Regions from separate parts of the Homo sapiens genome. Here region 1 is linked to region 2. The links are chromatin contacts, found by Hi-C or POLR2A ChIA-PET in ENCODE. All regions are on one chromosome and are shown on one strand. The core of a region is the stretch at or near the end of the contact, and the rest is flanking DNA. Distances in the headings are between cores, read along the strand shown.

Region 1 (3,553 bases), core at 696-3,195, 120 kb before region 2:
CACCAGTGACCCCACAATCGAGTTGTGCAAGAGGAGCAAGAATATTACACTTCTCAGTCACATTCTCCCACTATAAACCTCTGCTTTTTCTTTTCTTTTTTTTTTCTTTTCTTTTTTTTTTTTTTTTTGAGAGAGTCTTGCTCTGTCGCCCAGGCTGGAGTACAGTGGAGCATTCTCAGCTCACTGAAACCTCCGCCTCCTGGGTTCAAGCAAGTCTCCTGCCTTAGCCTCCTGAGTAGGTGGGATTACAGGGGCCCACCGCCACACTCAGCTAATTTTTGTATTTTTAGTAGAGACGGAGTTTTGCCATGTTAGCCAGGATGGTCTTGATCTCCTGATCTCGTGATCCGCCCACCTCGGCCTCCCAAAGTGTAGGGATTACAGGCGTGAGCCACCGTGCCCGGCCAAGAAGTTTTTAAATTGCATTTTTTCTTTGTATTTCTTGAGAGAGAGAGAGAGAGAGAGAGAGAGTGTGTGTGTGTGTGTGTGTGTGTGTGTTGGGGGAGTGGTGGTTTGGAAGGGAGGGCTGTCTGGGTAAATTTGTCTTAATAAAGCAGTTCAAAAATTTCAATCTCTAATACCATCTGACTTTTCTCAAGAACAGTGGTTTTCAGGCCGGGTGCGGTGGCTCAAGGCTGTAATCCCAGCACTTTGGGAGGCCGAGGCTGCCGGATCACTTGAGGTCAGGAGTTCGAGACCAGCCTGACCGACATGGTGAAACCCCGTCTCTGCTAAACATACAAATACTAGCTGGGCATGGTGACGCATGACTGTAATTCCAGCTGCTCGGGAGGCTGAGGTAGGAGAATCACTTGAACCCGGGAGGTGGAGGCTGTAGTGAGCCGAGATCGTGCCATTGCGCTCCAGCTTGGGCGACAAGAGCGAAACTCCGTCTCCAAACAAAAACAAAAACAAAAACGGTGGTCTCAAAGTGTAGTCTGAGGACGTCTGTGGGGTCTGAGACACTTTCAGGGGATCCGGGAAATCAAAACTATTTTCATAAAACCAAAACGTCATTTACAACTTTTCCACTCATTCTCTTACCAGTGTACAGTGAAGTTTTCCCGTGACAGCCTGAGGTGTGATATAGGAAAAGATTAAATACAGAAGCAGATTTGAATCTAGCTTTTATTAAGCCAGAAATTAAAGAGAGCTGCAAAAATGTAAAACATTGCTGCTCCTTACTCAGTTTGTTCAGAAAATATATTTTTCATAAAGTATTAGTTGTAACATGTAATGAGTTAGTGTTACTTTTAAATCAATATATATTCTTAAGTTTTATTTTCCAAAAAGCTAAATATAGATAGCAAAAACCCACAAAAACAAAAGCTCTCTGGAGTCCTGAACTCCGAAAGTGTAAAGTGGTCCCAAGGCCAAAAAGCAGGAGAACCGCTGCTGAAAAGTTTTTGCTCCTCCTGCAAATAACTGCGCAGAGGATATCTAACCCACTTCTCTGGCTTGAGACCTTCATCTAAATTTGGATGCCAGGAAAGCATCTCAATTTAGTTCCATGGGAAGAGTCTGATATCTTGCACCAGCTCAGCCTCTAATTTTCGCGAGGCAAATTTCCTGTCTTCTCTGAGCCTCAGTTTATTTTGCAAGCGTGAAAGGAGGGGTTTTGGAACATACGAAGTACAAAATCTTTTCCAGCTCTGACATTCTACGATTATTCTTGTTCCTATCTTTGCCTGGACTCACTAACTTATATTTAATTCCATGAGAGAATTCTGATAAAACTAGCCCCTTTCTCGTCACTTTCCTGTAAACGGCGCGAGGTGAGGGATAAATATCAGGAAAAATCCTGATGGGCAGAGCGGCTGGTGGCAGGGAAACTTAAAAGCAACTATCCCGGTCAGCCCTCCTAGTCTCCCTAGCCAATCCAGTACCTGCCAGAGGCGCCGGCACACAGCACCGAACGCTGTCCGCGCCGCCATCTTGCCGGTCCCGACCTCTCAGGATTGCTTCCGGGGTTACAGCGGCGTCCTCAGACCATAGAGTTCCGCAAAAGAAGAGAGTACATCCTCATGTTCCGGCGCTGGAACAACCATAGAGACATGAACCTGTGCTTTTTGGGGGCGGGACAGTTGGCTGGCCAGGCTGGTTTGGCTCCGGCCAGTGTCTGGATAGTTACCAAGCCCTATTAATGTTTTCACCTTTAAATTGTTGTGTGTGTATACACACACACACACACACACATTTATTTATTTACTTATTTTTTCCTTTTAGAGACTGAGTCTCACTCGGCTGCCCAGGCTGGAGTGCAGTGGCACAGTCATAGCTCACTGCAGCCTCAAACTCCTGCCTCAAGTGATCCTCCTGCCTCAGCCTCCCAAGTAGCTGGACTACAAGTGCGTGCCACCACAGCCGACTAATTTTTTGTTTTTTTTTTTAATTTTCTTGTAGAGACAGGGTCTCATTATATTGCTCTCGTTATTTTGTGGGCTGGTCTTGAATTCCTGTCCTCAAGTGATCCTCTGGCCTTGGCCTCCCAAAGGACTGAGATTACAGGCATGAACCACAAAGCCCGGACTGAAACTAGTGTATTGACACCATTTACTTCAGTACTGGAATAATGGGTGATTTATTTTCCTATTTTTGCATTTTTCAATTTTTTTTGCATTTTTCAAAATTTTAACAAAATCTATATTTAACAAGAAAAAGAAAAGTCGGCCACTACCATTGGGTCCAGTTGCCACTCAGTTACCTTATTGCAGCGGCTTTCTAATTATGGTTCTTAATCCTTTCTTCCTTCCCCACACCAATTGGAATTCCTGTGCTCCAACCATTTTGTATACCGCTGTCCTACTGATCTTTCTAAATTATTCATTTCCTTATGTTACTCTAGTATTTAGGAATTTACAATGGCTAGCTTCACTTACAACAAGCCAAAGTGTTTTGTCTAATTATTAATGTCCACCATAATTTTTTCCAAGTAAAAAGATGTATAACTGGGATTTGCTATAATAAAAACTTCTTCAGGCTGGGTGCGGTGGCTCACGCCTGTAATCCCAGCACTTTGGGAGGCTGAGGTGGGCGGATCACCTGAGGTCAGGAGTTCGAGACCAGCCTGGCCAACATGGTGAAACCCCATCTCTACTAAAAATACAAAAAATTAGTGGGGTGTCATCGTTGTGTGCCTGTAGTCCCAGCTACTCAGGAGGCTGAGGCACGAGAATTGCTTGAACCCGGGAAGTGGAGGTTGCAGTGAGGCAAGATCGTGCCACTGCACTCCAGCCTGGGAGACACAATGAGACTCTGTCTAAAAAAAAAAAAAAAAAAAGAAAAGAAAAGAAAAGGCCAGGTGCAGTGGCTCGGCTCACACCTGTAATTCCAGCACTCAGCACTTTGGGAGGCCAAGGCGGGTGGATCACCTGACGTCAGAAGTTCAAGATCAGCCTGGCCAACATGGCAAAACCCTGTCTCTACTAAAAATACAAAGTCAGGCATGGTGGTGTGCACCTGTAATCCCAGCTATTTGGGAGGCTGAGGCAGGAGAATCTCTTGAACCCGGGAGGCAGAGAGTGCAGTGAGCCGAGATTGAGATTGTACCACT
Region 2 (3,318 bases), core at 132-2,631:
CGGTTTTTCTCTGGGTTCAGGAACAATCTGCTCTGCTCCTATTTATTGAGTCCCCGCCTGCAGATGAGCAGGTGTGATCCCCATCCTCAAGGCCCACCAAGTCTACTGGGAGAGGCAGCCACGCTCAAACCACTATCCGGAGGCAAAATGAGCCACAGACAGGCACGCGTAATGTGAGAGCTCAGTGGAGGGGAAGTGATATCAACAGTGGGCATCAAGATGGCTTCAAGGAGACATGGCCTCTGAGCAGAGCCTTGAAGGACACACAGCCTTCTAATGGGGAAGCAGGGGAGGAGCTTAAGCAGGAGGGATAGCATAAGCAAAGGCATGGAGGTGGGAAAGCCGCAGATCAATGGTTCTCAACCTTGGCATATGAAAACCTCCCGATGAGCTTTCACAGGCTGATGCCCAGGCCCCATCAACCAGAGATTCTGAGGCAACTGATCTAGGATAAGGTCCAAACATTGATATTTATTAAAAGATCCCCAGGGTTGAGGGTTGAGACCCTTGCTACCTGGACCAGCAACAGCAGCAGCAGCACCTAGGTGCATGTTAGGGATGCGGAGTCTCAGGCCCTACCCTGGACCTCCTGAAACAGAGTCTGGATTTTAACAAGAGCCCCCAGGTGATTGTGGGCACGTGAAGGTCTAGGAAGTCCTGCTCCAGAGGAGTTACATTGAAATCAGCTGGCTTACATTTTTCTGATCAAAGGCACCTGGCTCACTGCTGTGAGGAAGTGGCAGGACCCAAAACAATACCAAACGACCAAAAGCAGCACTAGCCACGTGTCAGAGCTGGCCTCTGCTGGGCACCATGGGGAAAGGAGGGTCACCATATGGCTCAGGCACAGGAGAGAGGGAAGGAAGAAACTTGGGGGTAGGGAAATGGGCAACCGGTCTTCTGAACAAGACTGGGATTCTTCTGAGGCAGAGAGAAGAAAAGGAGACCTGGGTCACGGGACGTGGGTAGGGGGATGCACGCCCGCACACACGCATGTGCACAGAGGTATGAAATTCAAAATGGTGCTAAAGAAGTGTCAGGCTCTAAGAACTACTGCCAGAAAGTGAGTACTAAATTAAATGCATATGCTCATTAGAATGGAATTTTTAAAGAAATTAACAAGCACTCTCCTGTTCACCTCTGGAAAGCAGCAGTGTTACTTCTGAGAATTATGAGCTGGAAACCAGATCAAAGGTAGACTCACGTGGTGCTCCCTCTGCCACCTCCCTTCCTCACACACCATTCCTAGGAGTCCTTCAGGATTTATGACGGCTCTCCCTGCACCCAGCCTGCCATCCTGCATCCAGATCTTGGTAGTAATCAACCATGTGGCTAGAATGGGACCTACCAGAGGTCCTTCCGCACCATAATACCAGGGTTCCCACATGGGACTCTCTGCACTGCCCACACTCAGGAACTTCTCAGGAACGTGAGCTTTTTGTGGTGGTGACTCAATGTATATTTGTTTATCTTTATATTTTTTTCACAATTGGTCTGTGCCAGACAGTTGGCTGACTAACCCACCAGTAATCCCTAACCTCTCCTGCCCACCTCCACTAGAGAGGCTGGAAAAGCTAAATCATCTTTTTCCCAGCCTTTCTTGCAACTAGGGGTGAACACATGCTACTGCCAGGACTGACGAAAGCAGCAGCACTCGGCCGAAAAGCCAAAACACGAAGAAGGGCAAAGCGGAAAGACTGAAAACTCTTATCTATCCTTGAGGTCACTGCTGAACTGCAGGTCAATACCAGATAACCACTGCCTCTATCCAAACTTCTGGTTTATGAGAAAATGTGTTTCTCCATCACCATTCCTTTGTTTTTCTGCTACTTACAGCCAAAAGCATGCCTATGGTCTTTCCTGTCCTCCACGTCTCTCCTTCCATCTGCTTCACCTCCTTGCCTATTTACTGTTTCCATCAGTTTTTGTACCACCCTCTGCTCCTTTTTTCCTTCATCTTTTCCTATTCATCTCCTCCGTCCCCAACTCACAATATAATAGCAGGGTCGGAAAACCAACCCACTTTTGAAACATCAAGTCTTAATGTCCAATCAGTCCTCAGGCAGCAACTACTTCTGAACCCAGGAAACTCAATAGCTACGAATTGTACCCAAAGCTGCAAAAAACAATAAGCAAATTCTATTATGTTGTTTCTTTACTTCTTGGATTACTTTTCTGAGCTAATAAAAGCACATAAGGATATTTCACAAGTGTGTTTATGTTTCTATTTAACAAACCTTGAATTTCATAGCAGGTATCAAGCCTCAGCCAAACCCATGCAGACTGACAGATCAACAAAGACAACAGGCCCTGAACAAGTAGCTCTCCTGAGAACAGATGTGTAAACAGAAACACAATGTATGAATTAGCCCAGTGCTCTTTCCCAGGTAGACTGAGAGAATCTGGACACTACCTGTGGCTGAGCCCTGGAGCCACCAGAATTTAATCAGATACGTGATTAAGAAAAGTCTATTTTAATGCTGAATAAGATTTCTATCTTTCAGTTTACTACTTAATACATATTCAAACCAACATGTTTTCTGCGACCATCAACATGTCTTGACCTCTTTTAGGGTATGAAGTGCTCAAAGGCAAGAACTGTGTCCAAATGGCACCACGTCTTTCCACCCTGCACCCACCCCAGGGCTAAGTCTTGTCCTATCCTCAAAACAACAGCAATCAAGTCAAAATCAGAAATTGCATAGCAGTTGCCAGTCACAACCAAACAACCATTTCTTACCTGTACCTGCTACAGAAATTACTCATATTTTCAGGGCTCCCTCATTTCAAGAATGATTCACATTTTTTTTGTGACTCAGACACACCACCCCATTACTGCTCTAGCTCATAAGGAGTGTGGAGTGACAGCTTTAAGGGATGTGTTAAGTACCCCCAAGACTACCTTGGAGGGAGGGCAGGCAGAGAGAGGGATGAGGGTTCACCAGGCCCATTCACAGACGGTTGAGGGTTCTTTCTGGTGGCAATGTGCAATTTGTCAAAACATGAATATTGCTGCCATGTTCAACGTCTACTTATCAGCCCATAGATTAATCTATTTATTCTTTTAAAAGTAGCATTTTCCCCCCGTATTAGCTTTGTTTCTTCTTCACACACCACATAAGAAGCTTCAGAAAGGTCACCTTTCCTGAGTGATAAATATGGGCAAAAAAGAAAACTCCTCAATTTATTTTATTTATTTATTTTGAGACAGAGTCTTGCTCTGTCACTCAGGCTGGAGTGCAGTGGTGCAATCATAACTCACTGCAACTTTGAACTCCTAGGCTCAAGCGATCCTCCCACCTCAGCCTCCTGAGTAGC

Evidence for each region. A loop is a pair of places that touch in the nucleus more often than their neighbours do. ChIA-PET counts read pairs that join two places held with the same protein, here RNA polymerase II (POLR2A). Pooled maps may share reads with other maps.
Region 1: a map of IMR-90 shows a loop between it and region 2 (2.2-fold over the local background). The contact joins the promoter of MRPS10 here to the enhancer-like site in region 2. A Hi-C loop is called at or near these places in 2 of 168 maps with a recorded cell type or tissue (IMR-90 and PC-9), 1 of 37 single-sample maps with no recorded cell type and 11 of 50 pooled maps. POLR2A ChIA-PET finds 5 or more read pairs at or near these places in 2 of 52 experiments (MCF 10A and activated T-cell).

What each region holds. Positions count from the first base shown.
Region 1 is chr6:42,215,916-42,219,468 of GRCh38, forward strand. It overlaps MRPS10 (mitochondrial ribosomal protein S10), which reads right to left and starts at 1,946. Exons shown (of 7, transcript NM_018141.4): 1 at 1,887-1,946. The coding sequence starts at 1,934. RefSeq lists enhancers at 58-660, 661-1,262, 1,834-2,113.
Region 2 is chr6:42,337,415-42,340,732 of GRCh38, forward strand. All of the region lies in intron 3 of TRERF1 (transcriptional regulating factor 1), which reads right to left. Among named protein-coding and RNA genes, the nearest start is that of TRERF1, 110 kb to the right of the region's middle. Within about 2 kb of position 1,382, at least 6 of the 41 ENCODE cell types and tissues checked have a DNase peak (open chromatin) inside an H3K27ac peak, as active enhancers do; they include PC-9, where a contact is called at or near this core.